Regions from separate parts of the Homo sapiens genome. Here region 1 is linked to region 2. A link is a contact called in ENCODE Hi-C or POLR2A ChIA-PET data. All regions are on one chromosome and are shown on one strand. Each heading gives the region's core, a stretch centred on a gene start or an enhancer-like site at or near the end of the contact. The rest is flanking DNA. Distances are from core to core; before and after follow the strand shown. Region 1 has its middle 130 kb from the start of RAMP3. Region 2 has its middle 83 kb from the start of RAMP3.

What was found. Hi-C counts contacts between places; a loop is a spot of excess contacts on that map. ChIA-PET counts read pairs that join two places held with the same protein, here RNA polymerase II (POLR2A).
Region 1: a loop to region 2 is called in a map of A673, with 5 times the contacts of the local background. The contact joins two enhancer-like sites. A Hi-C loop is called at or near these places in 2 of 168 maps with a recorded cell type or tissue (A673 and DLD1). POLR2A ChIA-PET finds 5 or more read pairs at or near these places in 1 of 52 experiments (OCI-LY7).

The regions. Positions count from the first base shown.
Region 1 is chr7:45,288,414-45,294,102 of GRCh38, reverse strand. No RefSeq gene overlaps it. Among named protein-coding and RNA genes, the nearest start is that of RAMP3, 130 kb to the right of the region's middle. Within about 2 kb of position 1,412, at least 2 of the 41 ENCODE cell types and tissues checked have a DNase peak (open chromatin) inside an H3K27ac peak, as active enhancers do.
Region 2 is chr7:45,237,868-45,244,236 of GRCh38, reverse strand. No RefSeq gene overlaps it. Among named protein-coding and RNA genes, the nearest start is that of RAMP3, 83 kb to the right of the region's middle. RefSeq lists enhancers at 2,016-2,515, 2,516-3,017. Within about 2 kb of position 3,881, at least 4 of the 41 ENCODE cell types and tissues checked have a DNase peak (open chromatin) inside an H3K27ac peak, as active enhancers do.

The sequences.
Region 1 (5,689 bases), core at 163-2,662, 52 kb before region 2:
GCTTCTCATGGTTTCCTACCACAGCAAGTAGGAGGGTTAGTTTTATGTCAACTTGGCTGAGCCACAGTACCCAAATATTTGGTCAAAAGCCAGTCTAGATGTTGTGTGGCTGTTTTTTAAATGAGATTAACATTGAAATCAGCAGACTTTGAGTAAAGCAGTCCACCCTCCATAATGTGGTGGGCTTCATCCAATCAGTTGAGGCCTTAGAGAAAAGACTGAGGTCCCCCAGGAAGAGGAAACTCTTCCTCCAGGCTGCGTTTGGCCTCAAAAGTCAAAATTGCAATATCAACCCCTCTCTGGGTCTCCAGACTGCCAGTCTGCCCTGCAGATTTCACACTCGCCAGCCTCCGCAATCACATGAGCCAATTCCTTAAAATAAATCTACACACACAGACACTCTTCCCATAGGCTCTGTTTCTCTCAGAAACCCTGAATAGTACAGCAAGAAAATGCTTATCAGACTGTTTGAACCTGAGTTCTTCACCAGACTGTATGACGCTTGAGGGCAAGGACATCATCTTATTCACTTCTGAAACCCTAAGCCTTAGCAAGTGGACAGACAATAAACAGGTGTCGAGTGAATAGAAAGTAGATGAGTTCAGACTCAGTGTGCTAAGACATGGCCTTTCCTGGGCCATTGCCAAGGCTAATAAAAGACCCTGAGCTGGAATATTTAATCTCCAGACTTAGCCCTGAGTATGCAAGAATGGATTTTTCCAGCACAAAGGCCTAACACTGACCAGTACCTCCATAACCCCTACAGCCCTGGGCTATGGGGATCCTGACCCTCCCTGCTATTCCCCACCCTCCACTGGGGCCAGCTTCCCCTCTTTGGAAGTGATGTCCTCTCAGTCTCTCTGCACTTGCACACTTAATGTGCACAGTGTCTGCCAGCCAGCCAGAGAGGGCACGCAAACTCACTCACACACTCAATCATACAAACGCACTCACACACACTCATGTACTCACACTCATAGGCATGTACACACTCACACTCGCTCCTGTGCACACACCCACTGAGACACACTGCAGTGTGCACAAACACAAGCACCATCACACACGTGCATATACACACACGTGTACACACATGCCTGGCCTTCCTCTCTGGTTCCCAAAGTAGCACCCCACTTGCGGGTGCCGAGGGATGGCTCCAGGCCATCAGAGCTTGAAGCAGAAAGATGAAAGATTGCTCTGAAACCCTCCTCACTGCAGTCATCTTCTGAACACAGAAGCCCCTTCCAGGTACAGCTGCAGTCACTCTCTCCTGTCCTCTCAGCACACCAGCAGTTGGGATGAACCAATCCATCTCCACACACAGGGCTGCCCAGCTTCCTACGCCCAAGAACAAAGCCCTCTCCTCCCTCTAACCGCGTCTCACACCACAGTCTCCTCTAGCCTAGTTCCTTTGAGTGACTGAGAAAAGGGTTTGGAGCCCTTCCAAATACCCCAAGCCAGGCAGCTGCAGGATGCTGTCAGTCAGGGCCTGAAAATAGTGTGTTAGCCACTGCAGAGGCCACAGACACAACCTCAGGGGCACTCCACAGCCTCACAGCCTGCACCCTCGCCTGCAGAGCCATGGCTCTTTCTGCTGTAATTTCTCACATTTCAATGGATCCTCACACAAGAACTGTGTTGTTTACATAGAAAGAAACTGAGATTAAATGAACTTTTAAGAAAATTGTACTATGATATGTGCAGATTGACCTCTGTCCTCAAACCCACCTTCTTTCTGTGCTGTCAATTTCCTTCTCAACATTGGTGCCCAAAATCTGATTAACCTGTATTTGACCTTATCATCTGCCTAAAGCTACATGTTTCATGTTAAATCTTTCATGTACAACATTGTGAAGCAGACAGACCATCTGCCATGCTTGTGACCAGCTCTGCAAATGACCCCATTGTGGTCAGAACCAGAGCAAATGGAATAGATGAAGGGTCCTTTTTTTCCCCTGAATTCCTAAATTTAACTCAAATCAACCCTAAGTCCACAAGTAAAATCTATGTATATTCAACCTTCATTCTCCTGGCTAGATTATCTATCCCGTATTTTATTTCTAGGAATAGATACTCTCTTTGCTGTTGTTACCAGAAAGGGGTCCCAATCCAGACCCCGAGAAAGGGTTCTTGGGCCTTACTCAAGAAAAGTATTTGGGGTGAGACCATAGAGTAAAGTGAAAGCAAGCTTATTAAGAGAGTAAAGGAATAAGGCTGGGCGCAGTGGCTCACGCCTGTAATCCCAGCACTTTGGGAGGCCAAAGCAGGCAGATCCCAAGGTCAGGAGTGTGTGACCAGCCTGACCAACATGGTGAAACCTTGTCACTACTAAAAATACAAAAATTAGCCAGGGGTAGTGGTGCCGTGCCTGTAATCCTAGCTACTCAGGAGACTGAGGCAGGAGAATCACTTGAACCCGGGAAGTGGAGGTTGCAGGGAGCCAAGATCGTACCATTGCACTCCAGCCTGGCCAACAGAGCGAGACTCGGTCTCAAAAAAAAAAAAAAAAGAAAGAAAAAAGAAAGGAATAAAAGGATGGCTACTCCATAGGCAGAGCAGTGGCTCAGTATACTTATAGTTATTTCTTGATTATATGCTAAACAAGGTGGATTATTTATGAGTTTTCCAAGAAAGAAGTGGGCAATTCCTGGAACTGAGGGTTCCTCCCCCTTTTAGACCATATACAGTAGCTTCCAGACATTGCCATGGCATTTGTAAACTATCATGGCACTGGTGGGAGTGTCTTTTAGCATGTTAATGCATTATAATTTGTGTATAATAGGCAGTCAGGATGACCAGAGGTCACTCTCATCACCATCTTGGTTTTGGTGGGCTTTGGCTGGCTTCTTTACTGCAGGCTGTTTTATCATCAGGTCTTTATGACCTGTATCTTGTGCCACCCTCCTATCTCATCCTGTGACTTAGAATGCCTAATCTGGGAATGCAGCACAGTTGGTCTCAACCTTATTCTACCCAGCCCCTATTCAAGATGGAGTTGCTCTGGTTCAAATGCCTCTGACGTCATGACCCAACAGATTTTTGAGTGTTCACTCTGTGCATGAGGCTGAGCCCAGGTTCATGTGAGCTGTGGTGGACAGGATGGGCCTAGTCCTTCCCGCGTGGAGATCACAGGCACTGAATCCACAAACACTCAAAAACACATAGGAATGTAAACCAAAAATAAAATCCTAAGCCCCCCCAACCAACTGAACAGAGCCCCTCTGGACCAAGAGGACCCCAGAGAAACCTGGAAAACTGAATTCCCAGCCATGACAGGGAGGTGGGACAGTCCTCAATCTACCCCCTCTCTTTTGGAGTTTGGGCACAACTGATTAGCATTAACTTTCAAATAGATGTCATAAGACTGAAAAAACAGACTCTTTGTGGTAATAAATGTGAACCCAGAAAATCTGAGACAGGTCTCAGTTAATTTAGAAAGTTTATTTTGCCAAGCTTGAGGACGTGCAGGTGGCACAGCCTCAGGAAGTCCTGACAACATGTGTCCAAGGTGGTCCGGGCACAGCTTAGTTTTTTACATTTTAGGGAGACATGAGACATCTGTCAACATATGTAAGAAGTACATTGATTCGGTCTGAAAAGGCGGGACAACTTGAAGCAAAGGCAGGAAGACTCAAAGCAAGGAGAGGGCTTTCAGGTGAACAGTTGCATTCTTTTGAGTTTCTGATTAGAATTTCCAAAGGAGGCAATCAGATATGCATCTATCTCAGTGAGCAGAGGGGTGACTTTGAATAGAATGGGAGAGAGGGTTGGCCCTAAGCAGTTCCCAGCTTGACTTTTCCCTTTAGCTTGTTGATTTGGGGGCCCCAAGAGTTATTTTTCTTTCACATTTCCCCCCTTTTCTTTTTTAAAATATTTTGGAGAAAGCATTTTACAACAAAATAAGTCCCTGGTCTCAGATTTCATCTGATCTCTCATGACGAGGATGGTTAACACTCATCTTTAGCAGATTGTGAAGTCTCATGTCCTGTGAAGAGAAAATAGTGGGGGAGGATGGGAGAAAAACAACAACAAACAAAGGAACAATCCTGAAAAAATCTATATAGGCCACATTACTCTGAAGTCCATACATTAGTAGGCAGGTATGAAAGTGGCTTATGTATGTAAATGGGTTGCTGTTTTTTTTTTTTTTAATTTAAGTTGTTTGGCTTCAGTTGGCAGGGTTTTAAGAAAGCACAGCTTAGTTTTCAGTGACTCCAAATTAGGAAAAATGGGAAAAAAGCAGGAAAAAAAGAAAAAATAATGAAAACATTATTTTGAAGACTTGTAGCCAAGAAAAAATTCTGCCAGAACTGTAGAAATAATAAAAACTGAAAAACATTAGACAAGACTAGAGTGTACTATAGTTTTTGAAACATAATTTTTCTCTCTCCAGTTTTCCATTTTTGCTAAAGACAAATCATGGTAGGATTGGTTTGCTTTATTATACTTGGCTTAATTATTTGTATACAGTGCAGCAAGAATAATTATATTTTTTACATAGGTTTTAAATTGGCTTTGATGGAGCTTTGTTCCATAGAAGGAATCCCAGATAAGACTTTTTTAAAGCCAGGCCCAACCATGGATTTGTGCCAGCAAATATCTGTGAGTTGGGTGAATTTTCTGTCCTCTTGAGGTTCCAAGATAAACATGGGGCTTCTGGGACTGTCAGAAAGTGATATTCTTTACTTACCACGGGCCAGAAACCCTGTACAGAGACTGTGTATACAAAATATGAGGCCAGATTTTCCAAGGGCTTTATTGGCGCCATAAGTCAAGTTTGACTCCTTAAAGGAAAGCACAACATTCCAGTCAAATCCTTGGTAAAATAACCAGTTTCTCCAATTGTGTCCTGTTACAAATGAAAACAGATTCTTACTGCACTTATGCAAATAACTGCATTGCCATAAGTTAGAATACTCACAAATAGTTTCCAAATTCTGGAGAAATCAGGTAGACAGAAATAAATATGCTCCAAATTTTGTTCATGGGAGTATACTAAATTGTTAAAAGGTATCAATAGCTCAAAAGAAAAGTTTTAAGACTCTGAAAAACAAAACAAAGGGTCAGCAACAGCTTAGTGATTTAGAGGCCCCAAGATTTATTTTCCTTTCACATAAGATAACAAATCCAACCTGATTCTAGCATTGCGTGACAGATAGCAGACCCTGAAGGAAATCAAAATATTTTTCCCCAGAATGTATTTCCTTGACATATTTTTGAATGGCCCTCCAAAGCCATCTTTTTGTGGGGGAAATTCGCATCTGTAGAGAATCTCCAATAACACAGCCAGGCCTTTCCTTTCCAGGCCTTTCCCAAATCTAAGTGAGATTAACTAAGTGTGTGACACTTTTTACGTTCTGAAAAGAGACATTTACAATTTATCTCTCTGATGTCTGCTACCTAATGAGGCTTCACCTACATAACAAGAACTCTGCCTCCACAATCCCCTTATCTTAAAAATTTCTTTCTACTGACTTCAAGTCTTCAGACAAAGCTTAACTCTTTCAACCAATTGCCTATCAGAAAATATTCAAATCCACCTATGACTTGTAAGCCCTCATGCCCCCTACTTCAAGATATCCTGCCTCTTTAGGTTGAACCAATGTATATCTTCCAAGTATTGGTTCATGATTTTATCTAGAATCCCTGTCTCCCTAAAATGTCTAAGACTAAACTGTAACCCAACCACCTC
Region 2 (6,369 bases), core at 2,632-5,131:
GGCAGTCAGGAACCTCCAGGTGAATGGTCAGGTCATGATCACTCAGAGCCCAGTCTGACCTTTTCCCACCATAGCCGCTAAGACTGTTTGCATTCCAACTATGTGTTTTTACTGACCACAGAGCAGGCACTAAGGCCTAAAAGACTTCTGCTCCTCTGCGGGATCCCCTGCTTCCTGGCTGCTTTTATAGCTCCTGTGTTATGGGACTTTAGTTCTGCTCTCCATTCCTAGATCCCTGTTTATTTATCCACTTACAGAAACATTTACCAAGTACCAGTATGTGACACACACTGAGGATAGAAAACTAAGAGTGTGGCAAGGGCAGTTTAGCAGGTATTCGAGAAAATGTGAATTTGAAGTTTAATTAAAAACCATAACTATTTTCTCCCTTGACTGAATTCCTGAGTTATGAAAACTCCATTCATCCAACATTTCTTCATGCCTGCTCCATTGCTGTTTCTGCTCAGCCCTGACATCTAGCCCTGGTCCAGTCAGAGGGAGGTCAACACACATGCACAGTGACAGCGGGGGATGGGAATAAAGTCATCCCAGGCTAAGGAAGCAGGTGAATTTTACTATGAGGATAGTGTGCTGATTTAACACAGACTGGATGTGGCAGGAGGCTTGTCAGCTGGAGAGTTTACTTATAATCCCAAATGTCTGCGTCCAAGTCCTACATACAGAGGCATACACGCACATGCAAAGCACACACAGAAACACGGAGGCATGCATGTATGTGGGCACAGACACACAGATGCACATGAACATGCACTCACACACACACACACAAAGACACACACCATGCTCATGCACAGACACAGATGCACGCAAACATCCACACAGAGATACACCCAGACACACGTACACAAAAAAAACACAGAGACATGCATACACAGACACTCAAATACACACAGACACACATGCACACACATGTGCACACACACATGAGGAACCTAGTATCCCTCAGCGCCTTTTCGGTAAGGTCCCGGGGAAATGTGAGTACAGCAGACATTTGTCCTTCCTAGGAGGTTTTGGATCAGAACACTTAGCTCAGCCCTGTGAGCCTGATGACCCTCAGGGGACACTTGCCCGGGCACAGTGACAGAGGGTGTAGAACCAACCAGGACAGGTGGCCCCCTTTCTTCCGTCTCCCAGGCTCAATGGGCTCTCTGCACTTTACCACTCCAGTGACAAGAACAGCCTGTCCAAAAAAAAGCAAACAGCTGGAGGGTAACACACCAGAAGGTATGCCCTTACCTAGAGCAGAGAATGGGCACCACCTCCTGGGCCCTGCAGGACACAGGTAGGTAGCTGCAGCCTGGAGCCAGCACCCATTCACCACACCCACAGGGCTGAGCCAACCAGGCCCTGTTCAGCCTTGCCTGTTGTAGAGACCTCAGCGCACTTCACCAACCAGCACTTCAGGGTCTTTGCCCAGGCTGTGCGCCTGACAAGCATACCCTTCACCTTCTGAGCTTTAGGTCTGGCCATCAGTGTCACCTCCTCAGAATAGAGTCCTGGACATTTTAATATTATGTCATCTAGACTCTAGATCCCCCTAGAGGATGCTGTTTTTTGTTTGTTTGTTTGTTTGCTTGCTTGCTTGCTTGCTTGCTTGCTTGCTTGCTTGCTTGCTTGCTTGCTTGCTTTCAGGCAGCCAGTCCAAGCGGCTTCCAGCCATCCGCTCTCCTCACTTCCTTCAGTGGCTCTGATCTCTGCTCAGCTTGCAAAGCCTTTGCTCTGTCTTACATACGCACAGCTCAGAGGTGAGCCCTGGACTGCAGCCCTCCACAGAGGTGAGGGACCCTCCTGCCAGGGCTCCTTTTCCTGGTTTGGCTGAGTGGAGAGGGCAGGGTTTCTTTCAGAGCTGTAACTGCTAACATCAGCTCAGCACAAAGCTCCACAGCTCCAGCAAAGAGGGAGAGCAAAGATCTTCCGCATTCATGGGAACTAGAGGCCCTATCCTTCTTCCTTTGGCTGGAAAGACGGGGTTTCTGTTGGAGTTTTGGTCTCTGCTGCCACTGCACATTTCTGCACCTGGAACCAGCCCTTGGGTTCAGAATGAGAGAGCAAAGAAAAAAACATGGGGAACTAACTCACTCTGTGGGTCTCTAAATCAAGTTTTGACTATTCCACATTCAGTGGCTTTGTTTACTTCTCTGAGTCCTTGGGTAATTGTACTTTTATTTTGCCAGTGGTTTCTGTTGCAATCAGCATCATAGGGAGGCAGTGGTGGGGCCTCACCAGCTAGGTCCAACCAGGAACCCCAGCAAGTGGCCATTCAGGCAGGCTCCATGGTGATTCGAGGTGGCTGAGTGGACAACGAGGGAAGGGGTTTGCTGTGCTCAACAGAGAGACAAGCAAGGCACCTGCTGGGGCCAAACAGCACTCAGAGACTGAAGGGAGACGGAAGAAAAAGCCACAGGGCAAGCTTCTCAGAAGGCGGCTCCACACCCCTCCTCCATCCTGCTCACTCCCAGAGCCATCCTTAATGTGTGGACCCCAGTTCTCAAGGCATGGGGTGCCCCACCTGCTCTCCATGCCAGGGTGTCAGGCACCTCCAGGCAAAATTCCTTCCCCGCCCCTGCTCCCTTAAAGTAACTTCTTTTGTTCCTCCAAGGGCTTGGCCCACTGGTCACTTGCCACCAGGGATCACCAGGATCCACTTCGCCCCATGCTGGCCCTTATAACCATTTCCCCGGCAAAGACCCAAGAGCAAGTCTTTCCATGTCCCTGGAGTACAATCAAAGACTGGAAGCTCCCTTCCCCTCCACCGCCCTTGGGCAGGGTGTGGCCCTCCTATCAACTCTGCTGAATCATCCCTGCCCCATCCACACCACCTGGCCTCCACCTCGCACTTCTGCCTGCCTTCTCAGGGATGCTCCTTCCCCGACGGCTGGACCCACTCCCTCCCTAAGGCTGCTCTCTCTTCACCTTCTGTTCACACATGCCTTGAACACTCTCTATCCCTGCCTGCCCCTCCAAGCCCATCAGCATGGTCTGATCTCCAAGCTCACCTCTCTGTTCAAGCATCCTTGGTGGTCTTCTTCTTACCAGCAAGCTCCAAACCTGTCCACATGGTCTGGTCTCTGTACTCTCCTCTCAGCTCCAGCCCCTCTGGGACACCCTCTCTTCCCTGGGCATCCCACCTGGGCATGGGGAGACTCTCCGAGGGTCCTTGCTCCTGTCAGGCTCACCCCAGCCCTGCTGCTGGGGCTGCCCGAGTGCCATTTCAGTCATGAGCCTTGCTCACCTGGATGGTGGAATTCTATTTCACGTCCTGAATTGTTCACACTGCCATCGCATCATGTGTACTTTATTATCTGCTTTGTTTAAGGACAAATCTTGGGAAGAAAGATAAATTAAGAGGTAAAGACTAGAAACCAATAAGCTTAGTGTCAAAGATATTAATTTTTCCCAGAAATAAGACTTGGGAGGGATTATCCAATGCCATTTTCCCGCTATCATAGGAAGGCAGGCTGTCTCCCCTAGTGAATGCACTTACCCTTCCCCCACGTTGCTCCCCTTAATTGCTGGGGGACATTCTCATTTAATAATTTTTACTCTGGTGGTTTGCATATCTCTAGAAAACTGCAGCTGAAATAATGAGATAAACAAATGAATTTCAGTGAGGTGGGGCAGGGGAGTGTCTCTCTAATTCTGAACCAAGCGGAAGGGGAGACTTCCTTTCCTAACTCAGAAAAAAACTCTTAAATGGAATGTTGTATAAATTGTAGAAACCTTTTTTAAAAACAAGCTAGCAGGAAACTGAGGAAGTTTTGCTTTTAATAAAATAGATATAACAATAGAGCAAATAACATTTATATCTACTGGAAAACCGCTAAGGGCGGGGCCCCCAGGAAATGAGACAGGAGTTGACAGAGACAGCCTTGGGCCCAGGAGTCCCGCCCAGTGAGGGGTAGTGGCGGCTGCACTTAGATGCGATTATTGTGCTTACATAGTGAAGGAATGTTTAAGTAATAATTTTGTAATAATTTTGAAATAATATTGACTAACACCCAACTAGACCTCCTCCTCCATAAATTACTATATTTAAAGAGCTCACAACCAAATATGAGAACATGACTTTTCAACATTTTGAAATTCACTCCTTAAAAAATAAAAATAAGAAAACATCTTGACTTCTAAAAATATGAATAAAAGAACTATTGACTTTATATTTTGTGTGTGCAAAAGGAAATTTTCTTGTGAATATCAAAGAAACAAAATATTTTCCCAGCAGTGCTTGGACTATATCTTCTTAAGCAAAGAAAAAAGAGAGTATACATTAGCAGTGCAAGGGGGCCAATTTAAGAAAGAAGTTGAATTGTGCACAAAAAGGTTGTCCACTTTACACTTCCCTCTAGAAGTTAAGACGTGTTCTTCCCTGCCTGGCATCCCCAGTGCCTGTGTCCCGAGGGCTGACCCCATCCCCTAGCTCAGGGCTGTGCCCACCATGAACTCCCTTCACTCTGAATGGTGGCTGACTCAGGGATGAGCCTGTAGCCCGTCCGTGGCAACTGGCACCACTCCCAGACTCTTGGTGAAGCTGTCAGGCAGGAGAACCCACTCCACGGGAATGAGTAACCAATGGAATGTATCTCTTCTGAGATGCTGAAGGCATATTTGCCCAGAAGAGGAGGCTCAACCAGGCCAGGGCGCTGAGGGGGCTAGACCAGTCCCCATGATGTTCCCAGCAGCAAGACACAGCTGGGCCCACAGTTCACTTTCAGCAAAAAAGGTTGTTCCCTGTGGACTTGTTCCAGGAACAAAACTGAGTCCGGCTGAGTTTTCTTATGGCCCAGTAATGAGAAGCAGACAAACTAGGAAAGAAGGGAATTTATTGCTGTAACCAGCTATAGGGAGAAGGCCAGAGATAATTCCACCAGACCAACTCAAAGTGTTACAATTTTCTTAGTGCTTATACAGGTTAGGGTCATGTGCCTATGAGCGGTATCACATTTGCCTAAGTCTACAGGTAACTAATTTTGTTTTAACTAGAAGGTCAGAGGCCAAAAAAAAAATGCTTTCTAAGTCTGATCAGGCTGTGAGGGCCCTAGTACCTTCAAGGCCTGTCTCCTAAATTCTAATTAGTGAGGACTGTGGTACCGGAGTGATTATTTCTAGCTATCTCATTTACAGCTTGGTCAGGACAGCTGCCTTCAATTCTCTAATAAATCTATTTAAACAGCTGCCTGTGTTCCCTTGACTCATCTCAGATTTTGCCGACCTGAGACAGGTCCTGGCACGAGGAATGGAAGGCTGTCTCCGTTATTTTGACTTGCTCCAGGTTAGGGAAAAGTCTGTGCAAGGCTCCTACTGACCATATGTTTCCTTTCTAGCTTTGATGTCTGGGCATCAGTTTCCCCAGGTTTAATTATTTGCTCAATGTTAAGGCAGTGCTGTGGAAATTTGTCTGTGTAACTGTCGGAGAATTGGCCTGCCACAGACCGACACCTCCCGAGAGCCTATTTACAGTGGAACCTGTGGGGGGTGAATTTTTCATGGAGCCTCAAAGGTAGAGAGAAGAGAGAGCCAGGGCAGAGGAGAGAAATGTGCAGCAACGATGGGGAGAAACCTAAAGAACAAAGTCTGAAATCACAAATGCAGGTCACTGCAAATCCAAATTCGATTCTTTTCAGTCCTCATGAACAATGAATGCATAGTTTGAAACAAAAATGGAAATACTGGATAAATACAGCTAGAAGGTAGAAGGTAGGTAGGCAGGTAGATATGTCAACCTAAATAACAGAAAAAGTCTTTAAAAGAAAAGATATTTGAAAGACCAGAACTCCTTAGTGAAATGATTTGAATAGTGGAAGAGCCTAAGGAATGACTAGCAAGGATGGACATCAGAAATGGGCATGAGCACGGGACAGTGGGTGAACTCGGTGGGAAAAGAGCAGATGTGTGTCTGTCGGGCCTCATGGAGGGACTCCTTGGTGCCTGATGGAGAACTGGTCTGCTCGGAAGAACACCTTGTTCTTAAAGAAGAGACAACAGAGAAGGCTGAAGGAGACCCAGGGAGCAGTTGGGCACAGCCAAAGCTGACAGCTGTGATTACCTGGAGGGCTCAGAGAGGAGGAGCGTCATCCAAATGGGTGGTGGGCGTGGTTGCCTTCCAAGCCTCTCCCACCTGGGCATCCAACTCTCAGGAACATCTGACAAAAACGATGTGTGCTGGAGCATGCCATGTGGGGCCAGACCTCAACAAATGGGATATCTGAGGACCAGCTGACAGCTCTCCAGACCACTTTGCCCTCTGAAAGGCCAGGAGCTGAGTCACCCAGCACGGTGACCTCCTGGGTCGGGTGAGGCCGGCAGTAGAGGAGCAGAGCCACACTCCTCCACCAGGCTCCAATTTCTGTG